2 separate regions of the Homo sapiens genome follow, and region 2 is linked to region 1. Evidence: chromatin loops called from intact Hi-C (ENCODE). Cell type or tissue: left ventricle myocardium inferior. All regions are shown on one strand. Links, peaks and the distances in the headings refer to the core of each region. The heading gives the core; the rest is flanking DNA.

Region 1 (2,931 bases), core at 186-2,685:
AGAAATAGCCAGAGAAATGGCATGAAGAGCAGTGGGAACAACCCTCTATTCTATCCAGTTCTATTCTACAACTTGTTAACTCTGCCCTAAAGTCAGTGTGTAACCTCTTAACCTGTTTCACCTGCATTTTTCGGGGGGAGGGAAGCCTAATCTCTGCAGCATGTTATCCATCCATTATTGGTTTATAGGTAATTCTACAGAGAATGATAAAGTTCTCTGTAAACCTATTTAAAATATATTATTCTAAGGGTTCATTTCTGAGCCATGGCTCTTCAGAAATCCACAAGCCCCATATTACATAATCATGATAAAGCCACACAAATGCGTAAAAGCTTATAGTTCATAAAGCATCTTCACAAACATTCGCTCACTTAATCATCCTAACAACTGAGCAAGGTAGCTATGTGCCTGTTTCTCAGATGCTGAAACTGAGGCACAAGTTAAGTCTATTGCTTATAGTTATATAATCAATAAATAGTAGAGTTGCCATTTTAATAGCTGGGTTTTATGATGTCATATCTGTGTTCCATCCATTGTATTAAGTCCAGCTCAGGAAAAATATCAGCATCTTTCTAGTGTGATCTGCTACAATCTATAATATATCAAGGGACGATATATTATTAGCCTCTCCTTCTGTCTTTCAGGTACTATCTTTTACTTGTGTTGTAAAATATAGTTTTAATTAATTTCAACATTATTTCCTAACATAGCATAATACCTACTCAAGAAAACCATGTCAACAGGTTAACTTCCCAAAGTTTGACTGTTCAAGAGCACAGGGGCCATATCTTACTCATCATTTTATAGCCTGGAGTACCTTATGGCACTTAAAAGTAGATGATCCATAAATTAAACTGAATAAAGCTCAAGACAACTGTAACTTTATAAAATTATATGTCCCTATTTTACATAATAATTTTTAAAAACTTTAAGGTACTTTTAACAGTGAACTTGACAACAGAAGTTATGTTTCAAGATCACATTTATTGAGTGTCCAGCGTGTCTTGCAGTGCTCCAAGTGCTTTACATTTACTACTTTATTCCTGGAAAACAATTCTATGGGTAGGCACTAATTTTTTTTTATTTTACAGATGAGGAAACTAAATCAAGTTAACTTGGACAAGGGCATAGAGCTAGTTAGTGGTAGAGCAGTCATTTGAACGCAGGGTCTCCGGCATCCACAGCATGTGTTCAGAACCACTCCACTACACTGTCCCCACTGATAATATGCCAGACACTGTCCTCAGACCTTAATTCATCTTCACAACAACGCTGGGACCAGTAGAAAATCATCTTGGAAATTGAAAGTCGCCTTGATAATTCACTGGCACGAATTGGTATTCAGGAGAAAAATTAAGTAAACCAATTTAATTGTTTATAACAGTCCTGCTCCATGACCAAAAATATCACAAGTAGCACATCCATCACATTACAATTTTAAAAGTTGTTGGGAAAATAAAACTTAGAGCTACATTTTAACTTTAACACTTGAACTTTAAATTTATAGCCAGTTACCTCTTCTTGAACAGTATCTTGATATGTTTTCTGTGCAGTCTTGTACACTTCACATTGTTTTCTGTTTTGTCTTACAGTTGTGATTCTATCTAGCATCCACTGAAATTTTGGTTTTTTTTAAACAATAAAAATCTGGTAGAAATGTTTTTTTCAGGACTTAAATTTTTGTCTCTTTTCTTGCCTTCATCTTATTTTCTCATCTTTTTTTCCTTCCTGGTCAAATGATGTAGGATGGTATGTATAGCAATCTTCCAAAACTAGATGCTTAAGAGTAGGTTCCTCAAAGTTGAGTCTATGGGCAATCCACATCATTATCTCCAGGGCTGGGGCTCCAAATCTACATTTTTTCAGCAAGTTGCCAAGGTGAATTCTCTACATACTGGGATAAATCATAAGATTTTCAGTCTGCTGATTCCTGTAAGTGGTTCTTCCATTGAAGCCTTTTTCATTTAGCAGTGTGTATGTGCTAGTTTTATAAAAACATAAACTTCACTCTCTAGACTTCAGCTGAGAGTGTCACACAATATGGGGCATTTTATGTGCTAAATTTAAACCAAAGATTTTAACACACTGTATTATTTATTTCAATGTGTAGCAGCCAGGAAACACAACTAGAGAATAGAGAGTGGATCAAACCAGGCCTCCAAAGATAATGAATGGCTTAGGAAATGCACCCAACCTGTTTCATTTGAGTTTACCGAAGCAATAGATTTTTATTTTTGGTGTTTCATTTTCATATAAAACCTGACCATTTGCATCCCTCAATTAACCTTCATTATTAAAAACTACCTTATTGAACCAATTAATGGCCGATGTTAGAGAAAAACATTCAAATAAAACTTCATCAGAAGTTTTCATTTAATAGAAATTATTTAATTACTAACAATGCAAGAGATAAGCTAAAACTTAGAATGTGACCTTTTTTGAGATGTCACTTGCTGAAATGTTTGATTATTGTCCATAAAACCTGACAGGAAGTTCAGATTACTATATGTGGGTCTCTAAGAGAGGCTAATATAGTCAATTGTGTCACATCACCTACCTTCCTAATCTTCACACTTAGTGTTTGTTCTTCAACCTTATGGAGACACCCAGTTCCTCAATTCCAGCAGTTCACCATCTTCCTCCTCCTCCTGCTCTGGGTTTCTTTCACTATTGTCTCTGAATTCCACTGTGAACCACTTTGCCCTTTGTCTTGCCAGCATCCCAACTCATCTGATACCTTGTCCTTCATACCCATCCTAAAAAACACTCAATTTGGTTCACTGGTTTTTCGGTCCCTATGTAATCTAGAGGGGCTGAGAAAAAGCACCAATTTCACAGGCTGGGCTACTTCTGTGGAGCCCTCTGAATGTCGGCCTCTCATTCCAGGATGCTCTGCTCAGCACTCTCTGCCATTTCCTTCAGAGACAATTC
Region 2 (2,931 bases), core at 173-2,672, 48 kb after region 1:
CTCTTTCCCACGACGATTTTGGAGTTGTGACACAATAATAAAATGCTAAAATGTTTTCCCAAATTAGTTAGTGGCATCTCATAGCTACAAATACTGGCTTACTCAACCTCTTTTTCATAAGCATTGCCATAAATATCATACAGAAAGCAATGCTTTTGATTGTGACCAAATACCAGGAACAAAGAGAAAATACTACTTCTCATACAATTACTTTAAAATAAACATGATCTTATTTTCATAAAGTTTTCCTATTTCCCTTTAATCCTCTGTGTTCATCCCAAACACTGTAAATCCTACAGGTTTCACAGTACAGCCCTCACTTGAATATTCACTAAAGTTTAGCTCCATACTAATAAAGGATCTGCCTGTATGGTTAAAGCAAATCCATACACTCTGGATGGGTTTGAAGTTCCTTATGAAACCTTAATTTCATTAAGTTGAGTTAGCAAACTTCCTCTGCTCCTTTTTATAATATCACTTTAAAAGTTGTAACAGTTAAATACCAAGTTTTAGCCAAAAATATGAATTCATGATGAATTCACATATAAATCCATGAACTGGAAGCATATCATTGAAATTTTCAGGTAGATATTTAAACTGTGAACCGTTTCTCCACCTACAGAACTAATGTATAGACCAACAGAGAGTTCCGCTGATGCTGATCACATACCAAAATATGAAAACGGTGTTTATTTTTAACAAATAGGAGATGAGCAGCCTGTCTGATCCACAGCCATATATCCGATTGACCTTAGCCACTTTTCCCTTCTGATAATAATTACATGTCAGTTATTAAATTACTTTACATCCTCATGGATTATAGTTTCACTCATGCCAACTAACATTTTCTATCATTCTTTAAAATTACTTTTCCTATGTGAAGCTTTCAAATTGACTTTAGCTAATTACTGATAATAATTTAAAAACTGAAACCCAACCCAAATAGTGTACTTGTTATAATTCAAAAGCTGAAACCCAATACAGTGTACAACACAGAGTTATTTGTTATTGCTGCTGTTAAAATGAGCCCTGCTTTGAAAAAAAAAAATGGCAAATTCTGGAATAAGATTTTTCATTTTAAATTAAATCAGCATAAAAGAGTCAAACAGATCTTCTGAATAGTGACAAAGTGCCAAAAGTTCAAGCAGACACATGCACCATTACTCCACAAGGAACGTCTCCCTATATACTGTCCTCTGTTTTGTTTTCATGGTAACAAGAACATTCACAAACACATCTCATGCAAAGGAGCCTGATCAATCAAAATATTCTGCTGCTTAATCTTTCAATGTAATCAAAGAGAATTATTTTCCTATGTGATAATATACACATAGTAAATTTTTCACATTCCATGTTAAATAGGAATATAGAAATGTTTTATGTACTTTAGTGGTATTTTACCAAACACCTCTACAAGGATCTAACCAGTTAAAAATCAGTTAGATCTTACATTTGTAAGATCATTAATATACCACCATTCCCAAAATTGTCCCCGAATCAGTCACACATCAATTTACTCTTGAATACCCTTGTATAAATATAAGCCATCTCTAATAAAGTTAGCCACATAAAATACAGTCACTGTAACAAAAATACAGATGCAAATAAGCAAATTTTGTTTTATACCCGACCTATGCTCGACGCAAGAAATTGTCTCAATGTTCAAAAGATTCATCATTGTAATACATTTCTGTATATAAGAAATATACTGCATATTTCAAACCTAGTGGTCAAAGGGATTATGACACTTGAAACAAACACACTATCATTAAGTAAATACTGGTAAATCCCTTTCAGCTCACAATGCAAATGTACAGTTGTCATTTGGTACTATGACTCCTTAGGGTTCCACAGGGAATTTTCTCTTAATAATGAAAATGATACCCACTTTAGTCACAGAAAGGACATTTCTGTTCTGATAAACCATTTGGCCTATATCCTAAAAATCAAACCCAATCTACTCATTCCACAGTCTACTTCGTTAAAATTCTGCTTCTGGCACTCTTATAAGGTGAAAAAGCAATGAGACATTTGCTACATATGTAGCAAACATATGGGATCTATATGTGCAAATATTTAAAATAACTTGGTTTGCTCAAGGGCAAATATCACCAAATATTACTATATCACTGGAGGAAACGTTTCTAATAAAGTTAAATGGCCTTTTTCTAGGAGGACAGATCATTGCAAATTTAATTAAAATGGATCTTATTAATATTTCAAGTAATGTCTGGGCTTGATTATGCACTACAAAAGAAACAACTGTATTGAGGAGAAAAATCAATAGCCCTTGACTAGGGCTCTGGGTATGCTAGAAAAACACAGATCTCTTGTGAATTATTGAGGTCCAGCTTTAGGGTTGGGGGCGAGTACCAATATTCATTTGGAGGTAAATTGAGTTATTTTTAAAATGGCAGAAAAGGAAGGAGAAAAATCAGCTCAAATTTTCCATTATAATGAAAGTACAGGAAACAAGCCTTTCTATATTCATTTTAGGCCTAAATAACTCTGCAGAGAATAAGGGTTTTGCAATGTCAGTTGCACACACAACTTCCTGTGTGAATGCTAAGCCATTACAGGTGTCCTAAGGCCTCCAGTGAAACCTATTATCAAGAGATTCCTCTGGTCTCCTCGAAGTCATCCCCAGCGCCCCCCATCCGCCGCCCACACATTATTGCTTCTCTCCTCCAAGTGTCTTGATTAAGGACCCTCTCTCTTCTCCGCACTCCCGAGGTTAAAGTGCCCCCGTTCCCTTGGTGTAGCTAGTTACAAGCTTTCCCGTTAGGGAAGACTAGTGCCTGCAGTCCTTTTTAGTTAGATGCTTTTAAGTCAGAGATGAGAGGAGCCACTTGAAGAAACCCTCCTTCCCTTCTTCCTTTCCCCCACTGGGAACCAAGTCCCTGAAGGACAACACCCAGGGACGCTTCCTGA

What was found. Peaks named below come from ENCODE experiments on the same cell type or tissue, not always from the same donor. Only the 100,000 strongest peaks of a DNase experiment are listed, where the experiment ranks them.
Region 2: it touches region 1 in a loop (2.3-fold over the local background); 71 of 110 quality-filtered maps call a loop at or near these places.

The regions. Positions count from the first base shown.
Region 1 is chr6:142,893,644-142,896,574 of GRCh38, forward strand. All of the region lies in intron 1 of HIVEP2 (HIVEP zinc finger 2), which reads right to left. Among named protein-coding and RNA genes, the nearest start is that of HIVEP2, 50 kb to the right of the region's middle. In left ventricle myocardium inferior, for the core only: no CTCF peak of the experiment used is centred there; no DNase peak of the experiment used is centred there.
Region 2 is chr6:142,941,261-142,944,191 of GRCh38, forward strand. All of the region lies in intron 1 of HIVEP2 (HIVEP zinc finger 2), which reads right to left. Among named protein-coding and RNA genes, the nearest start is that of HIVEP2, 2.4 kb to the right of the region's middle. In left ventricle myocardium inferior, for the core only: a CTCF peak has its summit at 1,733; no DNase peak of the experiment used is centred there; H3K4me3 peaks cover 350 bases; H3K27ac peaks cover 890 bases.